2 separate regions of the Homo sapiens genome follow, and region 2 is linked to region 1. Evidence: chromatin loops called from intact Hi-C (ENCODE). Cell type or tissue: CD4-positive, alpha-beta T cell. All regions are shown on one strand.

Region 1 (8,000 bases):
TTCTTTGATCATTAGTGATGTTGAACATTGGCTTATATGCATGCTGGCCTTTGGATGTCTTCTTTTGATAAATGACTATTCATATTATTAATAGCTTTTATTATCCTTTCAAAACTTAAATTTTGGTTTTCACAAACACATGAAGGTTTCTTACACAGTTAAACTCAGGTCATAGGGATGAGTTGTAAAGATTATTTCATCACCTGGAAATTAAGCCCAATACCCAATAGTTATCTTTTCTGCTTGTCTCCCTTTTTCTTCCCACCATCCTCAAGTAGACCCCACTGTCTGTTATTTCCTTCTTTGTTTTAACAAGTATTACTTAGCCCTAACCTTTGATGAAAACTATTGGTTTTCTCTTCCAGCATTAGCTTACTCAGATTAATACCCTCCATCTCCATCCATGTGCCTGCAAAAAAAAAACATAATCTTGCTTTTTTATATGTATATTGGCATAGTATTCCATGGTATATATATGCCATATTGCTTTATTCTATCATTAATGAACATTTATATTAATATCATGTCTTTGCTATTGTAAATACTGCTGCTATGAATATTCATGTGTATGTCTCTGTGTGGTAGGATGATTTATGTATCATCCTTTGGTACACACTTAGTCATAAAATTGCTTAGCCAAATGGTAGTTCTGCTTTTAGCCTTTTGCAGAATCACAATACTGCTTTCCACAATGCTTGAACTAATTTATGCACCCACAAACAGTGTATATATGTTTCCCTTTCTCTGCAGTCTTGCCAGCATCTGTTACTATTTCACTTTTTAGTAATAGCTTTTCTGACAGCTGTGAGATTGTATCTTATTGTGGTTTTGATTTGCATTTATCTAATCATCACTGATATTGAGCTTTTTTTATACATGATTATTGGCAGCATGTATGTCTTCTTTTAAAAAAAATCTGTTCATGTCCTTTTCCCATTTTTAATGGGGTTTTCTATTGGAATTGTGTTAAAGTTCTTTATAGATGTTGGGTATTAGACTTTTTCAGATGCATAGTTTGCAAAATTTTTCAGATTTTTGTCAGATGCACAGGTTGCAAAATTTTCTCCCATTCTGTAGGTTGTCTGTGTACTCTGTTGATAGTTTCTTTTGCTGTACAAAGTAACATTTTAATGGTTTTATTTGTTTTTCCTGTTGCTTGAGTTTATTATATATTCTAGATATCAGTGTATTTCTTTTGTTTCTACCCTGACCTTTGTAATTTATAATTTTCTACACATTGTGAGTAGTTTCATTTTGTTTTCCTAAAACTCTGAGTTGTCTTATTTGACTTTTTAGAGCTTTTTACTTTTAAGTGTTGGAATTTGTTGCTATCAACTTTTCTATTTTAGCGATATTTGATTTTTCTTTTTAATTTTATATATTGTGTTTACTTTTTTATTTGTCTCAACATTTAAACATTTTTATTTTTACTTTTTTTGGTTCATTGATTTTTCAGGAGCATGCTATTTAATTTTTACATATCTGTAAATTTCTGTAGTTTCTAATGTTTACTTTTATATTTTTAACTTTATAGTGTTATTTAATTGTGGTACAAATAGATATTAAATGTGATCTTGTTAAGTTTGTTGTGACTTGTTTTTTGTCCTAACATATAATCTATTCCACAAAATTTTCAAAGTGCAGGTTAGAATAATGTGTCTTCTACAGCATTTGGAGGAGAGGCTTTTATCTATTTCTGTTGGCTCCATTTTATCTAGAGCACAGTTTAAATCAGGTTTTGTGATTAAATCAAGTTGTGTTCATTGTCTGTGAATTATCTGACTTGCTGAAAGTGAGAGATTTAAGTGCCCTGCTATTTTAATATTGCAGTATTTCTTTAATTGTGATAATATTCTTTATCACAGTTTCTTTAATAGCTATAATGTTTACTTCATACATCCAAATGTACCATTGTTGGGTGATCATATATTTACACTGATTATATTTTTTTTCCAAATAGATCACATTGTCATGGTATCATGACCTTGTCCTTCTTACAGTTTTTCACAAAGTTTGTTTTATCTAATATAAATATAGTTACTTCTGTTTGCTTTGGATTTGCACTTTATGGAATAATTTTTTACATTCTTTCACTTTTTGGCTATACATTTTCTGAGAAGAAAGATGATAAAATAAATATTTTAAGAAATATATCCAGCTCTACAGATTATGTTTTATGTAATTCACCCAGTTAAAATACACAATGTGGCCAGGTGCAGTGGCCCATTCCTGTAACCTCAGCACTTTGGGAGGCCAAGGCAGGTGGATCACCTGAGGTCAGGAGTTTGAAACCAGACTGACCAACATGCTGAAACCCTACCTATCTCTACTGAAAAAACAAAAATTTGCTGGGTGGTGGTGTGCACGTGTAATCCCAGCTACTCAGTAGGCTGAGACAGGAGAATCACTTAAACCTGGGAGGCAGAGGTTGAAGTGAGCTAAGATTGTACCGTTGCACTTCAGCCTGGGCAGTAGAGTGAGACTCAATGTCAAATAAAAAAATACACAATGTATTTGCTTTAGGTATAATCACATATATGTGCAGCCATCAACATACTTTGTTTACAAACATTTTCATGTAAAATTAAGTGAAGAAATATTAAAATATTATATTCCTTTCTCCAGTCACATCTCAATCTTAATGAAGGATTAATTTGTTTTCTGCACGTATAACCTTTTTGTTTTTCTGTGTTCCATTCATTTTATAAGGATATGATAATATTTGGCCATTGGAATTGATGTTATAATGGCTGAAAAGCAGCATTTCAAACATAACTCATCCACTTAAAAAATAATGTGTCAAAAACCACATTTTGAATTTTTTTTTTTTTTTTTTTTTTGAGATGGAGTCTTGCTCTGTCACCCAGGCTGGAGTGCAGTGGCACTATCTTGGCTCACTGCAAGCTCCGCCTCCCGGGTTCACGCCATTCTCCTGCCTCAGCCTCCCAAGTAGCAGGGACCACAGGCGCCCACCACCTCGCCTGGCTAATTTTTGTATTTTTAGTAGAGACAGGATTTCACCATGTTGGCCAGGATGGTCTTGATCTCCTGATCTTGTGATCCGCCCACCTCGGCCTCCCAAAGTGCTGGGATTACAGGCATGAGCCATTTTGAATATTTTATCCAAAAATAATATTGGAATTTAACAGAGGAGTGACATTAAATAGCAAGAATTAGGAAGGAAAAAGTGAAAAGGCAGCCTGCTTGACCAGTAATGGCCAGGAGCTGGGAGTGAATTCCCACTCTCTGGAAAGGGTGAAAAAGCAGCTTTCTGTAGTCTGTGTTTTTGTTTTGTTTTTTGTTTCATCAAGTCATTTTATAATTCAGGCCACAGGACAGCACTTTAACCTTCTCTGTCACTGAATCCAATGTAGAAAGTTTCCAGACTTTGAGAAGAAACTGCTCCAGAGAGAGAGTTCATCATGAGCCCTGTGTCTTTTGTAAAATATAAGTGGCTATAACAAAGCTACACATTTGTCACTGACTCACCACTACTGTGTGCTGTCTCAGGTCCCAGAATTGCCCGTTCTAAGCACTAAGAAAATTCAGGTTATTGTTTGTGAAACAGATGCATGGACAGGGTGAGCTCCTGTGGAAGACTGCAGGAGCTCAATGTGGGCTTAGTCATCAGTGCTAGAAAATGGGTGCCACTTCCAGAACTTAAATGAGACACAGTAGCCATGCAGGCTTGGTTTTAATACAATGGCAGGCAGTGGGAAGTTTCTAGCATCCATGAGAAAGTTATAGACTAGGCATGGATTGCTGGGCTATACAGGTCAAACATATCTGCTGTGACAGCTAGGTCTGAGAAGACCCTGTAGGACTGAGGTGAGACAGAAATGCCTATTTCCCTCTCATTAGCCAAGGCTCTGATTGCTGAAGCTGGCCCCATTGTCTACATAGAAGCTGCCAATCTTCATCTGAGAATTTAGGCAAGTCTGAGGGACATCTTTCCCATGACCTTCATGGCTGGTGCATGCACTCACCATTAGGGAGACTGAGAGCAAAATTTTTCAGTTAGGCTCTGCTTGGCTTTGCCCCCATCTACCAAGAAAAAGTACACGGTCTGTGGCCTGGGGATTGTACAACAGAATCCACGAAGTGAGAAACCCAAGAACATCTCCTGGGGAACTGATGATGGGCCTAAATGCCTGATCACTCAAAATATTCCATCATATTAGCTGGTTCCTATATAAGGGCACCATCTGCTGGCCCAGAAAACAAATTAACACCCAAATATCTAATTGCAACCACTGCGAACAAGAGAGCACTGTGCTTGAGATGGAGCAGAATACCTCACCATTTCTAACACAATCACTTACTCTATGCCACTGAATCAGGGGCTCAAGAGCCTGCTTACCTGACTAGTTCATCAGTATCGTAACCAACACCTGAGAAAACCACCCAAAGGTCCAAGAATTGACCTGCCTGAAACTCTGAACACAAGTGCCAATGTAGGCTACTTTAAGACACAAGGATACACCTCCTTAACCACCATCAGTACCACTAAAGCCTGAAGATGGGCTTACCTGGAATTCTAGTACCCAATAAAACTTTATCACAGCCTCCACTAATAACCGCACCCTAACAACCCAAGAATTATATAAATACTATTAACACAGCTTACAGCTGAAGAAATAATGAAGAGATTTCACACCTGCATGCATCTGGAATCAAAGCCAAAGGTTTCTAGTCGACTAAAACCATAGACATTTCTAAGAGAAAGATCCCATCTCAACAAAAGTATTTGTTAAAAAAGGAAGAAGGTACTCTTACACCAGGTGCAAAAAATATCAATGTAAGGACAAAGAACACGTGAAGAAACAGAAAAAAAAAAAAACCACTTCTGATGGAATACAAAACGTTACCAGTAACGTATGTTAACTAAATATAAATTACTTATTTTTAATATTTCAACTCCTCTTTTACATGCAGAAGCTACATATTCTTGTATGTTACATGGGTATGTGATGTGCTGCTGAACTGCGTCATATAAATCTCATCACCCAGGTAGGAAGTATAGTACCCAAAAGGTAGTTTTCAACACAACTCTCTGCTTGCTTCCTTTCCCCTCTAACAGTAAACAGCGTCAGTTGTTCATGTGTGCTCAAATTTAAGCTTCAACTTACAAGTGAAAATATGTGGTAGTTGGTCTTCTGTTCCTGAAATAATTTGCTTAATATTATGGCCTTCAATGGCAACTATGTTTCTGCAAAGGACATTAATTTTTTCTTTTTATAACTGCACAGTATACAATTGTGTAATGTGCAACATATTCTGTATCTGAACCATCATATATGGGCCCCTGGATTGATGCAGTGTTCTTTTATATTGTGGACACCATGGTAATGATTATACAAGTTCATGTTTATTCTTGCATAGAAAAATTTTCCTTAGAGTATATACCTACAGCAATAAGATTATTGGGTTGAATGTTGGGTTGGTAGCACTATGTTATCTGACAAATCTCCAGACTGCTTTCCACAGTGACTGAACTAATTTACATTTACTCTCAAAATGTATCAGTGTTCCCTTTTCTCTGGAGCCTCATCAGGATGTCTTATTTTTTGATATTTAATAATAGTTATTCAGACTAGTGTGAGATGGTTTCACATTGTGGTTTTAATATGCATTTATCTGATGGTGAGTAATGATGAGCATCTTTTCTTATCTTTGTTGATCGCTTGTATATCATCTTTTGAAATACATGAGTTGTGTGTTTTATGCTTGTTTAAATATTTTTTAAACATAGTCACCCTGGTGAATCTGGTGACTATGTTCCTTGGAAGTGGTCATCTTGTTCTAGCCAGAGTTCACTGTATTTCCTAAATTTGCATGTCAACCTATCTAATGAGATTACAGAAATTTTCATGACCTTTATTTATTCTGTCTGTCTTCTGTCTTAGGAATGACAATAAGTCATAGACTTTGTCTCTTTAAATAATGCCATATTTTGCAGAAGTTCTTATTTTTACTTTAAATAATATTTTATTTATTTATTTTTTCTTTTAGCTGAATTGATCAGAAGTACGAGCCTTTGCACTCTGAGATTGTTTTTTTTCTGAGATTGGTGTATTCTGCTGTTGGTACTCCTGATTGTATTATAAAATTATTTTACTGAATTTGTAGCTCTGAAAATTTAATTTGGTTTATCTTAAAATGATTATTTTAGTTCTTGGTGGATTGATTCTCGGGAATTTTTGGATTAGTTTTCAGCTTTGTTCTGAATTTTGATTAGCTTCCCTATAATCCATAATGTCTTCTATTTAAGTCATTTCAGACTGGTTAAAAAGTATGGATGGGAAGCTTATGGTTTTACTGGGAGAGAAGGGGGTACTCTGGCTTTTTGAATTGCACTAGGTTGAATAACACAGGATTATTGCACAGATACATTCTTCTCTGTGAATGTTGTTATTCCTTTAATTTTGATATTAGTTTGATATTGGCTTTGTTTCTGAATGTTTTATAGAGACAAGGCTCTGTGCAGGGATTTTGTGGCTGAATTCTTGTGACTGGTTTCATAGAGGAGTATATTAGCAAAATATTTTTGGTTTTGTAGTTTAGGCTGTGATACAGCTGGTGACATTTAAGAGTAATAGCCAGCAGATAGGCTTTTACTAAACTTTTTTTTTTTCCCTCATGTTTGCAGCCATGCTCAGTGTTGTGGGAGGCAGGGAGGTGACACCCTCACCATGTCCACTACTGGGCTTGGGGAAGTCCCCTACTATTACTGACAGCATACCCACTTTTATTTTATTTTATTTATTTATTTAATTTATTTATTTCTTCATGCATTCATTTATTTATTTTAGAAAGGGTCTCACTCTAGCCAGGCACGGTGGCTCACGCCTGTAATCCCAGCGCTTTGGGAGGCCAAGATGGGCAGATCACCAGGTCAGGAGATCAAGACCATCCTGCCTAACATGGTGAGACCCCGTCTCTAATAAAAATACAAAAAAATCAGCCGGGCGTGATGGCAGGCACCTGCAGTCCCAGCTTCCCAGCTATTCTGGAGGCGGAGGCAGGAGAATGGCGTGAACCCCGGGAGGCAGAGCTTGCAGTGAACCCAGATGACGCCACTGCGCTCCAGCCTGGGAAACAGTGCGAGACTCCATCTCAAAAAAAAAAAAAACAACAACAACAAAACAAACAAACAAACAAAAAAAAAACAAAAAACAAAAAACAAAGGGTCTCACTCTGTTTCTCAGATTGCAGTGCAGTGGCAAGATCTCGGTTCACTGCAACCTCCGCCTCCTGGGTTCAAGTGATTTTTGTGCCTCAGACTCCCAAGCAGCTGAAACCGCAGGCAGGCACCACCACAGTTGGCTACTTTTTTGTAATTTTAGTAGACAGAGTATTTCTCCCTGTTTGCCAGGCTGGTCTCAAACTCACTGGCCTTAGTTGATCCACCCACCTCACCCTCCCAAAATGCTGAGATTACAGATGTGAGCCATAGCACCTGGCCCATACCCACATTTCTTCTGTTATATGTTTCAGTCTGTGAGGCTCCTTTGGAAAGAGTCAATGACTGGGAGATAAGTCACACTTTTTCTGTACTAGCTTTGTGAAGGAAGGCATGTTATGCTCCCACACCAGCCCATGATGAATAAATCACCCTTGTCAGTTCTCCAAGAGTGTGGACTCTTTCCCAACTTATCTGCCAGCTGTGATTCTCAACATTCCTGAGCTGCGTGCTGCAGCCCTTTGGTGCCAGGTTAGGCATATGGCTTTATTATCCATATGTTTGAAACACAGTTCCCATGTTCCAGGTGCACTGAGAGATCTAAAGTGCTCCAAGACTGCAATGAAGGAATATACCTTCTATGTGCATCAGAAGCTGTGCTGTGCACTCAATCCTGGTAAGGAGGTATGGCTCCTGGGAGGCACTGGGAGGTAGGTGTGCCTGCAAAACAGACATGCCCAAGTCCTGCAGGGAAGCTGGCTTTACTTTCTTTTATACCTATATAGCTAGGGCTAGGTTTTCTCTAAGAAATGTGAAG
Region 2 (8,000 bases), 240 kb before region 1:
ACCAAGGCAGGAGAGGAGACTCATATCAACTAAAGAGTAAGCCCAGTGGTATGTCACAATGTCCTTTGTGGGCAATACCAACGAATAAAAACAGAGTCACATCCCCGAAGTGCTGGGCTCAGCGATTTGAAGCAAAACCATCTGTGGGCTTAGCCCACACAGGACACTCAAATCACTAAGGTGCTAGACAGAAGCATGTCACAATGGTACCTGCAGGAGGCTTTAAGTGATGGTACTAATGATCCCACAAATGTCTTGATTTCATGCATGAGGGTGAATTTTCTTGTATGTTGGATCTAAGTATACTAGTCACAATCTCAATAGTGGACTTAATCTGGCCATAAAAGCCTCAACCTCTCCTGCAGACTTTGTCTCCTTCAGGGAGCCACAGCCACACACAGCACACACAGTGTGCTGAATTTTTGTTTGAGGGTGACCAACCTAACCATGGACTGGAATGATGTATGAGAGTAAGTTTTTAAACTTTTGACTGCCTTTTGACTGCAAACTTTTGGCTGTTAGATATAAAACCTCATCAATGGGCCGCGTTCCCGTGGGAGAATGAAAATCTTTGCTGTTGGCTGGATGTGCATATGAATGCACAATTCCACCTGTGTGCTGGGTTCCATAAACTTTCTACACTATCTGAAAGCTTTATACAATATAAATGAGAGTCTGGGCTGGGTGCAGTGGCTCGTGCCTGTAATCCCAGCACTTTGGGAGGTCGAAGTGGATGGATCACCTGAGGTCAGTAGTTCAAGACCAGCCTGGCCATCATGGTGAAACTCCATCTCTACTAAACATACCAAAATTTAGCTAGGTGTAGTGTTGGGTGCCTGCAATCCCAACTACTCAGAAGGCTGAGACAGGAGAATCACTTGAACCCGGGAGGCAGAGGTTGCAGTGAGCCAAGATCATACCATTGCACCCGAGCCTGGGCAACAAGATTGAAACTCTGTCCTGAAAGAAAAGAAAAAATAAAAAAGAGTCTCGATGTGTTCTGAAGCCTTTTTACTGGTATGGACACATAAACTCAGCTGTGTCCAGCACAGATATGAGAGTCAACGTCTCTCCAATTGACTCGGTCCTCTCTCCAATTGACTTGGTCCAAATAAGAGGGTCTTTACCTGCCTGTGAGCTGGGTTTAGAAATAGGTTATATTTCAACTGTGGCTATATGTTCACATATGACAGTCACAGTTTTAACTGTGGACTCTTTCTGCATGTGATATTCAGAACCCCCACAATGGATTGTGAGAATGACTATTATAATGCCAACTTTATCAGTTGGCAATGTGCAAACATAAGAAACCCGATTGTGGCCAGGTGCAGTGGCTCACATCTGTAATCTCAGCACTTTGGGAGGCTGAGGCTGGCAGAGCATCTGAGTTCAGGAGTTTGAGACCAGCCTGGCCAATATGGTAAAACCCCGCCTCTACTAAAAATCCAAAAAAAAAAAAAAAAAAAAAAAAAAAAAAAAAATTAGCCAGGCATTTTGGTGTATGGCTGCAATCCCAGCTACTTGCAAAGCTGAGGCAGGAGAATCACTTGCAACATGGGAGTCAGAGTTTGCAGTGACCTGAGGTCACACCATTGCACTCTAGCCTGGGTGATAAGAGTGAAACTCCATCTCAAAAAGGAAAAGAAAATAAAAGAAAAAACACAATCTCAACTACGCACCAGGATTCATGATGACACTCTCTGTACCAAATAAGAACTTTATACTACGTACTAGAGAGTGGTAATCTTCTATGACCTTCATATATACATGCTCTCTGGTTATTTTCCAGACTTGTTGACCTCTCTTCATAGTGTTATTGGTCTCCATATTTCCATTTTCTTTCCTCAGTGGCTGATACTGATTAATCAGTAATCTCAGAACCTGTTTGGCATGTAGCATGCAGCATATGAGAATAAGTGTCTATTGTCAGTTCTGGGTCTAGCGTACCTTTAACTGTAGCAGTTTCTATGTGACCGACTACATTTACAACATAAGCTGAATTACAGACAATGTTGGTAGGATCTGCAGCTGTGAGCTGTAAAATCTGAATGACTGCAGTTAGCACTGAGAATTGAGCTGAAGCCCCAGAGGGCATTATTGTTTGAGTATGTTTAGGTCCATAGAGAGTGGCACGACCTTTAGAAGAGCCATCAGTAAAATAAGTCTGTCCACCTGGAATAGGCTTGTGATGAGTAATCACAGGAAGAATGAAAGAATGGAATTCATAAAACTACAAAATTTTGTCTGAGGGATAATGAAAGCAAAGGTTTCTGCAGGTGTAGCTGGGAGGCATGCCATTGCTAAAGCATTTGTTCTACAAGCTGCAACTCCAAATTCTGCCTCTTTGGCCAACTGCCATGGGAAATTTAGTGAAGAGTCTCCTGGCAGGGTTTAACCTTTCTTTCCAGTTATTGATATTGGGTTAGGGTTTCCTTGTAGGAATTTCTCTAAATATTTTCCACTCTGATGTCCCATGTCCTTCAACATTTTAAATCCTAGGTTATCAAAGTTTTCATTTGTAAGTCTCATATCCCATGCTGTAAGTAAGTCTTGACCCCATAAATTGATAGCTATATTTGCAACATAAGGCTGAAAAGTACACCATTGTCCGTCTGGACCAGGAAAAGGTAAAATCTCAGCACTCTGTTAAACACTTTGAGCTGTTCCTACTCCCGCTAAGGATGTAGAAGTTAATTGTAATGGCCAGGATGGGGGCCGATTGTCTTTAGATATTATTGACACATCAACTCCCGTATCCATAAGCCCCCAAATTTATTTCCTTTAATTTGCACTACACAGGTGGGCCTATCAGAGGCTATCGGTTGGGATGGATAGATTTCCCATGTAGTTGTGCTGCTAAACCGTTTATTCTCTTGTTTCTCCTTTCATGGAGGAGGGTGTAATTTGCAGGGAATAAACAATAATTGAGCAACATATTCTCCTGGTTCAAAAACCCAAAGATCTTGTTGTTGTACCCAAGCGAGTTAGAGGAACACCACACTTTGAGACAAATTTAAGAGTCCTTTATTAGCCAGTGAGAGAGAGACGGCTAACGTTTGGAATTCTCTTGGCCCCGAGGAAAAGGCTTGCTTTTCCTTTATACTTTGGTTTAGGAAGGGGAGGGGAGCTCAGTTGCAACAATTCTACAGAAGTGAAAACATGCGAAAAACTTAAAAAGACAAATGGTTACAGGGAAGACAACAGTTCCAGGTGCAGGGGCTCTAAATCTATCATAAGATGTTAGGTATGGGGGCTCTGCCAGACAGAAACTCAAGGCGTTATGGTGTTATCTCTTGAGCAAAATCCTGGGAACTTTGTACATTGCTTGCTTCAGTACCTTATCAGTTAATTGGACTCTTTGATATGTTGAGAGTCAGCTTACACAAGTGAACTCCTTGAGGAAGGGGGTGGGTAAGGAGTCCTTGACGTCTTGTAAATGAAGGAGCCAAATGGAGTTCATCAGGCTTTCTCAGCCAAGGGAGAGCTTATACATGTGGAAACAAGGCTAGGTGATTAAGGGAGAAAGGGAGAGTCTAAAAGCAAGGTTAGTAAAAACAAGGTTAGGTATTACATCGTGACATTAAAACTACTTGAATTTCTCCTTCATAATGAGAGTCAACAACTCCTGGGGGTACAGTATTGCCCTGTAAATTAAGATGGCTTTTGCCTAAAATTAGTCCCATACATCCTGTTGTTGAAGGTCCCCAAATGCCAGTGGAAATCTTGTTGGGTTTCTCTCGTCCCACTAATGTTACCCATTCTCTGACCAGGACATGTAATCCTACACTTCCTGGTCTTCCTGGGGTGAGGAAATCAATGTTTCTCCTGGGAACCATTCCTGAAATGGTGTTGTGGTCTGAACTGGGAATGCTCTCATTGTTTGAATGACCTTGGTCCAGGCCCCCATCTCATTCCCCAACAGCGGATGCCATTCTGTTGCAATCTTGAGTGGAACTTATTAGCCCAGTTGTTATAGCAACGGCAAAGTCCTGGAATTTTTCCAGTGGGTGGGACACTCCATTTTAAGTCTCTTTCTGTCCTCAGATCTGGCAGCATTCCTTTTTAAACTGTCCAGCTTTTCCACAATTATAATATTTTCCCATTTTAGGGTTTGTTCCTTGACTCCTTTTGTGTTTGGATTTCATGAGTTCTTGGTTTTAATGACTTCAAGAATGAAGACACAGACCCTCACAGTGAGTGTTACAATTCTTAAAGATGCTGTGTCTGGAGTGTGTTCCTGCAGATGTTCAGATGTGTCCAGAGTTTCTTCCTTCTGATGGGTTCTTGGTCTTCCTGACTTCAGGAGTGAAACCACAGACCTTTGCAGTGAGTGTTACAGCTGTTAAAGTTGGCACAGCCAGAGTTGTTTTTTCCTCTGTGGGTTTGTGGTCTCGCTGGCTTCAGGAGTGAAGCTGCAGACCTTTGTGGTTAGTGTTACAGTTCATAAAGGTGACACAGACCCAAAGAGTGAGCAACAGCAAGATTTATTGCAAAGAGTGAAAGAACAAGCCTCTACAGTGTGGAAGGAGACCCAAGCATGTTGCCGCTGCTGGCTCGGGTGGCCAGCTTTTATTCCCTTATTTTCCACTCCCACCCCACATCCCACTGATTGGTCCATTTTACAGAGCACTGATTGATCCATTTTACAGAGTGCTGATTAGTCTATCTTGACAGAGTGCTGATTGGTGCCTTTACAAACCTTTAGCTAGACACAGAGCACTGATTGTTGCATTTACTATCCTTTAGCTAGACAGTCCCCTACCCAATTAGCTAGACACAGAATGCCAATTGGTACATTTACAAGCTTTAGCTAGACACAGAGTGCTGACTGGTGCATTTACAATCCCTTAGCTAGACAGAAAATTTATCCAAGTCCCCACTGAACCCAGAAGCCCAGCCAGATTCACATATCAATCCCCCCTCTAAAGAGGACACTACAACTGTTGTTGGGAATTTGGCCAATAAGAGTTCTAGCTACTTCTTGCTGGATAGGGATGAAGAAGGGGTCCTGCAGTTGTAGTGTCCACCAGAGGGGAACTCTTTAGGCCAGTGGAAGGGCCAGTGGGACAGTCCAGGGGTTCTCAGTAGAAGTTGTTAGTTGAACTCATTTGGGTTTCCATTTTGAAAGACCATCTGTAGCTGTGATGGCCTCAATTCTAGAGGAAACAAATTTGAAAAGAAGCTTAAAAATACAGGTCCCAAAGCCTGGTAACAGCAAGATATCTGCCACGGAACCTAGAAAGGGGATAAAGCCATGCTGTCCAACTCCAGAGGCTGATATAAGAGTTTGAAAGGTGTTTTCTGATTTCAGAAGCCTTTTCCTGTAAATGTCAGGTGGCATCTCCTACTATCCCTGACTGGTTCGTGTAAAAACAACACTCTTCCCCTAAGAAGGTGCAGAGTCCTCGTTTCTCAGCAGTGAGGAGGTCTAGGCCTCAGTGGTTTTGGAGAGTCACTGTTGCCGAAGAGTCTATTTGGGATTGTAGAGTAAGGATAGATTTTGTTATTTTTTGCAAACTGTCTGAGAAATCCTTTGAGAGTGTGTGGTAGTAGGATAATGAAGTAGATAAACTGGCTATTCTGGTTCCTGTAGCAGTGGTCATTCCTAACACTATAAGTAGGGGTATTGGTTATATGGCTCTGTGCTGACAGACTTGAACTTTCAGGGACACTGATAGGGTCTGATTTCCATAAGATGAGAAGTTAGGATAATATATGTCACACTGTTAACTTTTAGCAAACTGTACTTTTGTTGAAAACCTTGTAAGTGTGGGATTTTAATTATTCTTTGCCATTAATAAGACCTCATTCATTCCATATTAACTTAAAATTGGTATAGATGGCTCCTTCCTGATTCTGTATGTACTTTAAGTTTTGGCTGAGTGCAAACAGGTCACATGTTTGAGCAGACCAATTATTGGGCAATTTTCCTATCTCTGCTTCTACAAGAGTTTTCTTATCACTTACTTGTGTCTTTTTTTTTTTTTAATTGCCTAGGAGGAATCATCTATCATCCTGTCCTGAAGGGAGTTCCTCCTATGTCTGGTCGGATTTTCCGATGTAGATACCCTGTCAGGAAGCCTGCTGGGTTAAGAATTTTTGATAGGAAGGCTATAGGTCATCAGTGGCCTCAGTACTTTTGGGCTATGCCCTTGTTTTCACTGACAACAAGGTCGTATTGGAGTGTTAGAGTTACAGAGAAAACCTTCAATTATCAATTATAGGTTTTAAATTTACCCTGGCTTTTAAACGAATAGGGTAGACTGTTTTTTCTTTACTACTTCTATTTCTTTCTCTCTCTTTGACTCCTTTCTCCTTTGTCTCTTCCTCTCTTTTCTTCTCTGCTTGACTTTCTGTCTCTCTGTCTCTTTCTCTCTATCTCCTTTTCTTTGACTTCCTATCTTTCTCTTTCTCTCTATCTTTGTCTCTCCCTCTCTCTGATTTTCTGTCTCTTTCTCTCTTTCCTTCTTTGACTTTGTCTTTCTCTTTCTCTCTGCTGGTCTTCTCCTGCCCCTGCCAGCTTCTTATGCTGCTGTTCTCTCCTCTCCTTCCCCTTATTGATGGCTTTGGCAGTGTAAGACTGCCACCTCCTTGGGTTTTTGCACTGAGTGCAATAACTCCATGATTTAATTGTGTTATTTAATGGGGGTTCTCACAGAGGTTAGGAACTCCTTTTCTTTCCATATTGCAGCATGGGCATGTAGGATTAGATAAGCGTACTTGCTATCTGTATTCACATTTATTCTTTTTCCCTTTCCCACTTCTAAGGCTTGGGTAAGTGCCGCTAGTTCTGTTAACTGGGCCTTGGTCCTGGGGGGAAGAGGCTTACTTTCAAGTACAGTTACATCACTAACTATGACATAACCCGTCTTTCAAATCTCATTTTCCACAAATGAATTTCCATCGCTATATATGTTAAGGTCAGGATTAGCCAAGGGGTATTCTAAGAGATCATCTCAGGTGGCAAAAATCTGGACTTCAACCTGTTGACAGCCATGCTCGACCAACTCCCCATCCTCTGCGAGAACACTGTGAGCCACTGCAGGGCTGAAGGCTGCATACATATGCACTTGAAACACCCATCCCTCAAGGAGTAGTACCTGGTGGTTGTCTGATAGTCACAAACTTCCTTTGGCACCTAGTATGCCATTTACATTATGAGTAGTCCAGACAGTGAGATACTTTCCTTGTATTATTTTGATAGCCTCTGATACTAAGACAGCCACTGCCACTACTACCTGTAAACAGTGAGGCCAGCCTTTTTCTACTATATCAATCTCCTTACTTAGGTATGCCACTGGTTGTGGGGTTGTCCCATGAGTCTGAGTAAGGACGCCAAGAGCTATTCCTGCTCTCTCTATGACATATAAAGAAAAGTTTCATCTTGTGAGAAGGCTTGAGACTGGGGCTTGAGTTTATTCCTTCCAATGCCCAGATTTCAGGGTTTATTCCCTCCTCAACAGAGGATGACAAATGGGTAACTTGTTCCCCATATTCATGTAGATAACACCTCTAGCTTTGGCTAATATATCCCTCCCTAGTAAGGGTGTGGGACTTTCAGACATGACAGGATAGGCAAGTGAAAAGAGCAAAGTCTCCCAATTACAACTGAGGAGGTTACAGAAATACTTGGTTACAGGCTGTCCCAGAATTCCTCAGATGGTAACAGACCTTGAGGACAGTCATCCAGGACAGGAGATTAACACTGAGAAGGCCATGCCAGTGTCCAGGAGGAATTCAATTTCCTGGCCCTCAATGGTTAAACATACCCAGGGCTCAGTGAAGGTGATGACATGAGCTGGTGCTTACCCCAGGCACCCTCACTCCTGTTGTTGGACCATCTGGTTGAGGGACACATGACCCAGATGACCTTTGTCCTCAAGGGCAGTGCAGCTTCCAGTGATTGTCTTGGTATAGTGGACATAGATCAGGGGGTGGCTCGTTTTTCACTGGACAACCTTTTTTAAAATGTCCTTGCAAATCACACTTGTAAAAGGCCT

The links. A loop is a pair of places that touch in the nucleus more often than their neighbours do. Peaks named below come from ENCODE experiments on the same cell type or tissue, not always from the same donor. Only the 100,000 strongest peaks of a DNase experiment are listed, where the experiment ranks them.
Region 2: a loop joins it to region 1, with 4 times the contacts of the local background. A loop is called at or near these places in 3 of 110 quality-filtered maps.

The regions. Positions count from the first base shown.
Region 1 is chrY:21,256,340-21,264,339 of GRCh38, forward strand. All of the region lies in intron 2 of LOC107987347 (a long non-coding RNA gene), which reads right to left. Among named protein-coding and RNA genes, the nearest start is that of PRORY, 190 kb to the right of the region's middle. In CD4-positive, alpha-beta T cell, a CTCF peak has its summit at 4,181 (motif pointing left); a DNase peak (open chromatin) is centred at 4,202; H3K4me3 peaks cover 1,141 bases; H3K27ac peaks cover 263 bases.
Region 2 is chrY:21,018,121-21,026,120 of GRCh38, forward strand. No RefSeq gene overlaps it. Among named protein-coding and RNA genes, the nearest start is that of RPS4Y2, 270 kb to the left of the region's middle. In CD4-positive, alpha-beta T cell, no CTCF peak of the experiment used is centred here; a DNase peak (open chromatin) is centred at 4,391.